3 separate regions of the Homo sapiens genome follow, and regions 1 and 3 are each linked to region 2. Evidence: chromatin contacts called from ENCODE Hi-C or POLR2A ChIA-PET data. All regions are on one chromosome and are shown on one strand. Each heading gives the region's core, a stretch centred on a gene start or an enhancer-like site at or near the end of the contact. The rest is flanking DNA. Distances are from core to core; before and after follow the strand shown.

Region 1 (3,001 bases), core at 131-2,630, 670 kb before region 2:
TCCCCACAGTGTGTGACCTTGGACAAGGCCCCCCCTCACCAGGACCCTAAAGGATGGCCTCAACCTCAGGGTTGTTAGGAATTGAAATGAAATAGTGCATGGAAGGAAGTTAGCAGCATGCTGAGATGATATGAGGTGTGATAAAATAAGCAACCATAGTAATACACGTTGCTGCCATTGTGTCTTAGAGTTTTGGGGTGAGGGTGGTTAATATGCAAATCAAGTCCCCCAAAATAGCTCTGGGAGGGAACAGGGAAATGCAAACTGAAGGGACATCAGGCCATGGGAGTTGGGAGTTGGCTGACTTTCTTAAAAAGTACCTTTTTCTCCGATTGTCAGATAACAATGAACTAGGGACTTTCCCCCTCCCACAGATGGCGGCTTCTGAGCCTGTAAAAATAGGCATCCACAAAATGCTTTTCTCTCCTTCGCTTCTAGGTCTGTCTTTTTCACTTTCCCCTTCTCTCCCAGATGGTAGTTTTTCTGGTCTAATACCTGTAAAAGAGGTCAGCAATATGTTTACCTTGAAGGAGTAGTGCCTAAGATTTTGTTAATCCATTCATTTATTAACCATTTCTTTTTTCTTTTTTTTGAGATGGAGTCTCGCTCTGTCACCCAGGCTGGAGTGCAGGGGCGCAATCTTGGCTCACTGCAGCCTCAGCCTCCCAGGTAGCTGGGATTACAGGCATGTGCCACCATGCCTGGCTAATTTTTGTATTTTTAGTAGAGATGGGGTTTCACCCTGTTGGTCAGGCTGGTCTCGAGCTCCTGACATCAGGTGATCTGCCCGTCTCGGCCTCCCAAAGTGCTAGGATTACAGGCTTGAGCCACCGCGCCCGGCCTCTTAACCACTTCTTGAGCCTCTCCCTGTGACTGAGGAAGAGTCTCTGCCCTCCCAGCGTTCACAGCCCAATGTGGTGGGGACAGTGTCTCAGTGGTTGTTAAGACAGTGTGACGTACACCCCAACTGGGGTGAGGGAGAATTAAAGAAGGCCTCCCAGGGAAGGTAAAATCTAGGTGTAAGACCTGGAAGATAGATGGGATGGGGACAGGCCATGCGGAGTCCTGGAAGCAAGAGAGCGTGGTCCGCTCTAGAACTGCAAGTTCCATGTGGCTGGAGGCTGGCAGAGGCAGGGTGCTAGGAAGGAATAAGGCTGGCAGGGAGACCAGGGCCTGGGGAAGCCAAGAGAGCTGGGACTCGATCCTGAAGGCAGTTGTGGGCATGGAGGTCGCTGCACAGCAGGGACACAGTCAGGTTGGCATTGGAGAAGGAGGACCCTGGCTGCAGGCAGGTGGAGGGAGGGTCAGGGCAGGTTCTGGTGAGGGAGAGGGGACGATGGAGTGCCAGCCAGGTTCAGGAAGTGAAACCGATGGGGTGTGAGGGAGAAGGAGGAGCCAAGGACGATTTTCTGTTCTTGGCCTGGGCAGCCAGGTAAGTGACAGCGTGCCCTAGGGGATGTGGAAGGAGGAGTGGACTGGGAGAGAAAGGTAAGAAATCAGGTCAGTTGGGTCACAGCAAACCAATGACCCAGCAGGATCTTGAACATCAGACTGGAGTCTTTGATTTGAACGTGAACGGCACCGAGAACACAGCTGTGCTAAGGCCCCCAAAGAGAGAGTCACCGGCCCAAGGACAGGGTCAAGGCTGAGGTCTCCAGGACTCCTGGTATGGGGCAGGGACATGGTACAGGAAGCTGAGGAGGGTGGCCAGAGATAGCAGGAGAAGCAGGGGGCGAGATTGCCAAGCACAGCAGATTCAACAGCGTCAAAGAGTGTGGGACCGTCAGGCAGGTTGGAGCCACGGTCACAGGTTTTGATATGGAAAGGTGACCGCAGAGGAGCATCAGGGTACAGTGGGGACAGCAAGGATTCTTGCATGGGAGATGGAGCTGTGGGGGTGTCCCGCATCAGCAACTCCACCTGTAGACTTTTGGGGTTATAAGTGACAGAAACACAGCTCAGTGTCACTTAAGCCACAAAGCGGCTGTATCAGCTCATGTAACTTAACAGCCTGAGGGATGCAGAGGCAGGCAGTGGGCAGAGAAATGAAATATCCAAGGATGGTGATGAAGCTGGAGGAGAAGAGTTTTGGGGTTTTTTGTTTTGTTTTCTTGAGACAGTCTCACTCTGTCACCCAGGCTGGAGTGCAGTGGCATGATCTTGGCTCACTGCAACCTCTGCCTCCTAGGTTCAAGCAATTTTCATGCCTCAGCCTCCCAAGTAGCTGGGATTACAAGTGCCCACCACCACGCCTGGCTATTTTTTTGTTTGTTTTTAATAGAGATGGGGTTTCGCCATGTTGGTCAGGCTGGTCTCAAACTCTTGACCTGAAGTGATCTGCCCATCTTGGCCTCCCAAAGTGCTGGGATTGCAGATGTGAGTCACCATGCCCAGGTGAGTTTTTGTTGTTAAGGGATGATCATAGCTGGCACTTCCAGAGCTGGGGGCTGCTCTGAGCCAGGCACCGAGGCAGGTGCTCTGTACGCCACACTACTAAAATTACAAAAATTAGCCGGGCGTGGTGGCAGGATCAGTCTGTCCATGAATGCTAGGAGTCTGGAGTGCATGGTGAAGCTGCTGAGGCCCACCACATTCTCTTGATCAACCCTATCTTTGCCCTTTTCTGGAGCTTTTCTGCTTCTGGCATGACAGACTTTTGACTGAAAACCAGAAATGTTTTCTGCTCTGCTGAGTGCCCTAGATATTTTCATCCCAAATTACTAAAAGTTGCTTCTTCACCAGTTGCAAGGTTTCAGAAAGAAAAATTTCCTCTTCTGTAAAATATAAATGCGGTTTTTGCAAAGTACCTTGAGGTTCCCACACTACTGAGAAATAGGACAGGCTGCTCTTGTCTGCCAGGTAAGGTGTTTCCAAAGGAAAGTATGGGGTCAGGCATGGGCTCATGCCTGTAATCCCAGAACTTTGGGAGGCCGAGGCGGGTGGATCACTTGAGCCCAGGAGTTTGAGACCAGCCTGGGCAACATAGCAAAACCCTGCCTCT
Region 2 (3,215 bases), core at 340-2,839:
TGAATGGAGATCATAGCTGTGTTTATATGTAAGACAGACAATAAGTAGTCATTGGTATTAGGGTCACATCTCCTTTCTCCTTCACACTGATTTACCTCATTTCATTGTGTTTATCTCACACCATTTTGTAAATTATCCCATGTTAGCTATTGTTATTCTCAAATTCCACGCATATGAAGAAAAACAGTAATTAGAAAATAATAGCAATATCCATAATTATGGGAGCTACTATTTACTGAGGGGTTACTATCCAGCAGGTGTATCACATTTTTCCCATAATTTATTCCATCTGTCCTTAGCCAAAATGAATGTTTAACTTTGCTGGTCACATACAAGTTTTGTCGCATATTCTTCTTCCTCTTTTTCTTTATTTCCCTCTCTCTCTTCTTCATTTTCATCTCGCAACCCTTTAAAAATGTAAAAATCATTCTTAAGTAGCAAGCCATACAAAAACAAATCGTGGACTAGAAGTAAACAATGCATTATCTTAATTTTGAACATGAGATTAAAACTGAAGCCTAAGGAATCATCTAATATATTCTTTTTTGTTATTTTTGTTGTTGTTGTTGAAGTTGTTTTTGAGACAGTCTCGCTCTGTCCCCCAGGCTGGAGTGCAGTGACGCGATCTCTGCTCACTGCAACGTCCACCTCCCAGGCTCAAGCGATTCTCATGCCTCAGCCTCCTGAGTATCTAGGATTACAGGCATGCGCCACCACGCCCGGCTAATTTTTTTTTTTTTTTTTTTTTTTTTGAGACGGAGTCTCACTCTGTCGCCCATGCTGGAGTGCAATGGCGTGATCTCAGCTCACTGCAACCTCCACCCCCTGGGTTCAAGCTCCTGCCTCAGCCTCCCAAGTAACTGAGATTACAGGCTCCTGCCACTGTGCCCGGCTAATTTTTGTATTTTTAGTAGAGACGGGGTTTCACCATGTTGGCCAGGCTGGTCTTGAACTCCTGACCTCGTGATCCACCCGCCTCGGCCTCCCAAAGTGCTGGGATTACAGGCGTGAGCCACCGCGCCCGGCCAATTTTTGTATTTTTAGTAGAGATGGGGTTTCACCATGTTGCCCAGGCTGGTCTCGAACTCCTGCCTCAAGTGATCCTCCTGCCTCAGCCTTCCAAAGAGTTGAGATTACAAGAGTGAGCCACCACGCCCAGCCTGGAATCATATAATATATTCTTATTTTACTTTACCCCAGTAAAATGCAAGCTTCATAAGGACTAGAAATTCAGTCTTTGCTCACTGCTGTTTCTCCAGTGGCTGGGACAGTATATAAAGCATGGTAAGTGCTTGATAAACATTTGTTGAATCAAGGAATGAATGAATGAACTTGACCATTGATTGCCTCAGGAAGGTTGTGGCTGCAGGGTTCTCATCACAAGATATTGCTACTTCCCCTGGTATTAATCAGTTGGGACGAGGGGAATCTCTGCCAGAGAAGAAGACCCAAATTCAATATTTAAAGGTAGGACAGATGATACTCGGGCAGTCTCCTGCCCTCACTCAAGATGGCGACAAGGCAGAGTGCCCTTTCCGGTCACATGACCTGACACTCGCCGAAGGGCACCTCCCCGCGCGTGCGTGCTGTGCCAAGGCTGCAAGGCGCTGAGGGGAGAGGCGCCGCCGTCAGCGCCGCCGCAGCTGGGACCCGTTAGAGCGGAAGCGCCGCCGCCACCGCCGCCTTTGCTGTCCCCCGGCCTCTAGTTCCCCGCAGGTGGGAGGTGGGAGCCATGTCGAAACGGCTCCGGAGCAGCGAGGTGTGCGCTGACTGCAGCGGGCCGGGTGAGTCGCACCGGCCGGGCCCGCTCCCCTCTGCTTTCCTGGCCCGGACCCCTACCCCGGGGCCGCCCCCTCAGGTCAGGCTGCATCCCGCGGCTAGGGTCGCAACGAAGAGGTCCCTGGGCGGCCTTGGGGTGGGAACCGTCCCGGGCCTGTCAGAGCCGGGCGGGCAGGGGGCCGCCGCCCTCCCCGTCCCTCGCGGCCCTCCCTTCCCTCTCGTTCCCTCCCGTTCCCTCCGTCCTAGGCCAACTGGGGAGGTGACGGGGGCCAGGGCTGCTCCCCCAACAGGAAGGGGCTTGGGCAATCCACAGGAAAGCCAATTACAGAAGTAAAATGTGAGCGTCCTCCCGGCTGCAGCCTCCAGAGGCTGCAGGTGTCACCTCCCACTAGACCCTTTCTCCGCCTGGGTGTCCTGCCCGGGGAGGATGACACTCCCTGAGACTCGCCAGAGGGTCCCCGTAGATGACTTCCCCGCTGCTGACATCCGACAGCTACTCTGCCCGGGAGAATTGCCAGGAGATCGGGGTCTTCCAAACACAACCAGCACTTAGGAGGCAGTGCTTGTCTCAAGTTTGAGGATCTGAACGGCCTGGGTTCAAACTAGATTTTGCTTCTGGCTGACCTTGGGCTGGTGACTTCACTTGGTCACTTGCTTGATTTCCTCATTTTTTTCAATGAGGATAATCGGGAGTATCACGCTTAGTGGTGAGGAAGATTCAATGAATACTCGTAGAATCATATCATCTAAGGCTTTTCTTTTTTGCATTATGCTGTCTACAGTAGAACTCTTGTAGTCCCTTAAAGCTATATTTGACTATCTAAATCATACGTTGATTACAACGGAAACAAACGCAAAATCACCAGCAATATAGGGGCATTGAAACGCTAAAGCCATTCCTTCATAATGATGCATAACTGTTCATACATAATATTCACATTTAGAGATCAAGTGTGTCTTAGCAATTGCAACTGAATTGTCAGGTCTCTGGATAGATTATTACATGCTGTTTTAGGTGCTTGGATGTATTGGCTTTGAGTTAATTCGAAGGTAACATGGCTTTCTTGGCACAATAGTGTCCGATAAACAATCTTAATTAAATCATTGAACACCACTGGCTTTGCAACTGTTCTGATCTTAAGCTTGTCATTTGGAAGTGGAGACCAATTGTAAATAGAACTGTGATAACTCAAACCTCATGTGGTTGTTTTATGGCCCGTACAGTGCAGGTGTTACCAGTTTCCTTTGAAGATAGGGAGGGGGTATGGAGGAGTTTAAAAAGAAGTGTTTTCTAAACCAAGTTAGTGTGAGTTATACAAACTCCATCATTTTCTCTAAAAATGTTATTTGTTCCACTTCCTTATTTTCTTGCCTATTTTCAGTTGAACTTACCGTGATGTATTTGATTCACATGTGTCTAGCTTCTAACTTCCTCT
Region 3 (2,894 bases), core at 69-2,568, 900 kb after region 2:
GTTGGTGATTTTACTACGCCAGCCTTTCCTGGACAATAGACTATGTGACTTAAATGAATCCATGATATCATCTCGCGGGTCGTTAACAACTTTAACCAATATAAAGCTGCAGAGTGAAACATCATGGCTTTCTTTTACCCCCTTTGTGAGTAAAGGAGGTTGAAGGGGGTACAACCTAAGCCTACGGAAACATGAACTTGGCCGGCTACACTAACAAGACAAAAGGGCCGGCAGCCTCCACATTTACCCTTATGGAAGGTGCATTTCCATATTTACCTTGATAAAATACGGTTTCCCGAACTCCCCGCTGAGGTGCTTCTTCCAGCTCTCTCCAAAGCCCACGGGCACGTTGCGGGCCGCGAGTCTGAGCAGGGCCGCGGCCTTGTTCCTCTGGATCCGGTCCAACTGCTCGGCACTCAGCGGCGAGGAGGGCGGCGTCCCAGGCTCCTCCTGCCCAGCCGGGGCCTTCTTGGCTGGGATGGCCTGCAAGTGGTCCCCGCAGAGGCGGCTCAAGAGCTGCAGCGGCCCCTTCCCAGGCGTCCGCAGCTTCCGGCCCAACCCCCACGGCCCAAGGCAGAAGACGCCCATTTGTGGAACAGGTCCCAGCAAAAGCGGACAGTAAGAGCCCAGGGCTGGGCCCGGTCCGGGAATTGGGAATTAGGTTCTAAACTGGAGCGGGGAGACGGGCTGGGAGGCGCCCTATGGCTTCCCGAGGAGCGTCGCGGTGACTGGGAACCCTGCACAGAGGTGCCCCGCCCCCGCCAGACCCGCCCCACCGCGTCCCCACGTGGTCTTTTCGCGGCAAAAAACCTCCCTCTGGGTCCCGCCCCCTCTCCCCTCTGATTGGACAGCGCACCGAGCCAGGAGGGCCTGCGGCGCGCGGATTGGCGCCATGGGCCCCGAGACGCGTTCCCATTGGCTGGCCCTTTAGCATGGCGGCCCATGGGGGACAGCGGCGGCTATTTTGAACACGTGGAGGCTATTTGGAAAGCGGAGCCCGGGTTTACCGAGTCAGAGGCGCGATCCTGCACGCCCTCCGTCAGGCGGGGCCCACCGCCTTCCTCCCCCTTCACCCCCTAGCCCCGGCCCAAGCCGCGCCTCACCGCCGCATCTCCGCTTTCCTCAGGCACCCCAGCCACGCCGGTCCCCTGGACGGCCGGCTCGGGGCTGGGGGCGTGTCGCTTCCTGGCGGGGCTGGGGGAGAAAAAGGAGTAGAGCGTCTTCTGGCCGATCATCCTGGAGCTGAGGAGGCAGCGAACGCGCGCCACCCGGGAACCGGCGAGGCTAGCCCTGGCTGTGGCTGTGGCGGTCAGCAATTGGCGCCAAGCGGCCCGCGCATGCTCCGAGCGGGGGGCTTTGCTGGGGGCGGGGGGCGGTGGAAGGCCCAGTGCGCATGTGCGGGAGGGGCTGGAGTGCAACGCCCCTGGGAGGAGGTGGGGCGTGCAACGGTGCCCGGGGGCCTATTCTTTCATTCGCTTTGTGCCTTCAGCCCACCTCTGCTCTTTGGACAGGCTCTTAAGGCTCAGCTGCAAGAAGAGAAGACTGGTCAGGCGCGGTGGCCCACGCCTGTAATCCTAGCGCTTTGGGAGGCCCAGGCTGGAGGATCGCTTGAGGCCAGAGGGTCTGAGCTGTAGTGAGCTTTGATCGCGCCAATGCACTCCAGGCCTGGGCGACAGAGCGAGACCCTGTCTCTCGGTGGGGTCGGGGGGAGGGGGCTGGGAAGAAAAGTTCCTGCCCCTTAGGGGTGTTGTGGGAGTGCAATGAACAATATAATAATATTGTCCGGGCTTGATGGCTCACGTCTGTAATCCCCGCACTGTAATCCGAGGCATCTCAAAAACAAACAAACAAACAAATACTATTATATTTTGTGTGTGTATTTTGTTTTTGAGACAGAGTCTTGCTCTGTCGCCCAGGCTGGAATGCAGTGGTGTGATCTCAGCCCACTGCAACCTCCGCCTCCCGGATTCAAGCGATTCTCGTGCCTCAGCTAGGATTATAGGCGCGCGCCACCACGCCTGGCTAATTTTTCTATTTTTAGTAGAAATGGGGTTTCACCATGTTTGCCCAAGTGTGTTTTGTATTTTTTTAGTAGAGATGGGGGATCTCACCATGTTGGCCAGTCTGGTCTCGAACTCCTGACCTCAGGCGATCTGCCCACCTTGGCCTCCCAAAGTGCTGGGATTACAGGCATGAGCCACCACACCCAGCCAATATTATTTGTTGAACTGTTATATACATTTTCTCACGCAATTTTCATGGCCTATTTTATGACGATAAACTAAGGCTTAGTGCAGTCAAACATTTTGCCTAATGTATCAGGCTTGTGGGAGACTTTCGGGTCATAGAGGTTAAACACCAACGATTTGTCTTCCAAATGACACCACTGTACCGAACCTCCTCCCACCACTACTAATACACTTAGGATTCTCTTTCCCTCCCTCACATCCAAACCATCCATATCTGCTTTTGGTTCTTTCTCCAAAGCAAACCTCAAATTCAACTGCTGCTCTTGCATCTCCTAGCTACAGAAGACCAGCTGGGAAGCTGGTGTTCTCTTTTCTAGAGAGAGATTTTTACATCATGACAATACCTGGGGCCTGGCCCAGCTCGGTGGCTCACGCCTGTAATCCCAACACTTTGGGAGGCCAAGGAGGGGCGTATCGCTTGAGCACAGGAGTTCGAGACCAGCCTGGCAAACATGGTGAAACCCCGTCTCTACTAAAAATACAAAAATTAGCCAGGCGTGGTGGCATGCATTTGCAATCCCAGCTACTCAGGAGGCTGAGGCAGGAGAATCACTTGAACCCGGGAGGCGGAGGTTGCAGTGAGCTGAGATTGTGCCACTGCACTCCAGCCTGGGTGACAGAGCAAGACCCTGTCTACAAACAAAA

The links. Hi-C counts contacts between places; a loop is a spot of excess contacts on that map. ChIA-PET counts read pairs that join two places held with the same protein, here RNA polymerase II (POLR2A). Pooled maps may share reads with other maps.
Region 1: a map with no recorded cell type shows a loop between it and region 2 (2.8-fold over the local background). The contact joins the enhancer-like site here to the promoter of GIT2 in region 2. A Hi-C loop is called at or near these places in 7 of 37 single-sample maps with no recorded cell type and 4 of 50 pooled maps. POLR2A ChIA-PET finds 5 or more read pairs at or near these places in 1 of 52 experiments (OCI-LY7).
Region 3: a loop to region 2 is called in a map of CD8-positive, alpha-beta T cell, with 7 times the contacts of the local background. The contact joins the promoter of UNG here to the promoter of GIT2 in region 2. A Hi-C loop is called at or near these places in 3 of 168 maps with a recorded cell type or tissue (CD8-positive, alpha-beta T cell and naive thymus-derived CD4-positive, alpha-beta T cell) and 7 of 50 pooled maps. POLR2A ChIA-PET finds 5 or more read pairs at or near these places in 1 of 52 experiments (Caco-2).

What each region holds. Positions count from the first base shown.
Region 1 is chr12:110,667,615-110,670,615 of GRCh38, reverse strand. All of the region lies in intron 3 of HVCN1 (hydrogen voltage gated channel 1), which reads left to right. LOC124903017 (a long non-coding RNA gene) reads right to left here. Exons shown (of 2, transcript XR_007063460.1): 2 at 1-495. Among named protein-coding and RNA genes, the nearest start is that of HVCN1, 20 kb to the left of the region's middle. RefSeq lists enhancers at 305-444, 1,495-1,594. Within about 2 kb of position 1,380, at least 5 of the 41 ENCODE cell types and tissues checked have a DNase peak (open chromatin) inside an H3K27ac peak, as active enhancers do; they include OCI-LY7, where a contact is called at or near this core.
Region 2 is chr12:109,994,742-109,997,956 of GRCh38, reverse strand. GIT2 (GIT ArfGAP 2) reads left to right here and starts at 1,589. Exons shown (of 20, transcript NM_057169.5): 1 at 1,589-1,784. The coding sequence starts at 1,733. RefSeq lists enhancers at 1,419-1,578, 2,269-2,318 and a silencer at 1,849-1,938.
Region 3 is chr12:109,096,021-109,098,914 of GRCh38, reverse strand. It overlaps UNG (uracil DNA glycosylase), which reads right to left and starts at 1,318. Exons shown (of 7, transcript NM_080911.3): 1 at 1,104-1,318; 2 at 277-483. The coding sequence starts at 1,235. RefSeq lists a silencer at 750-1,139.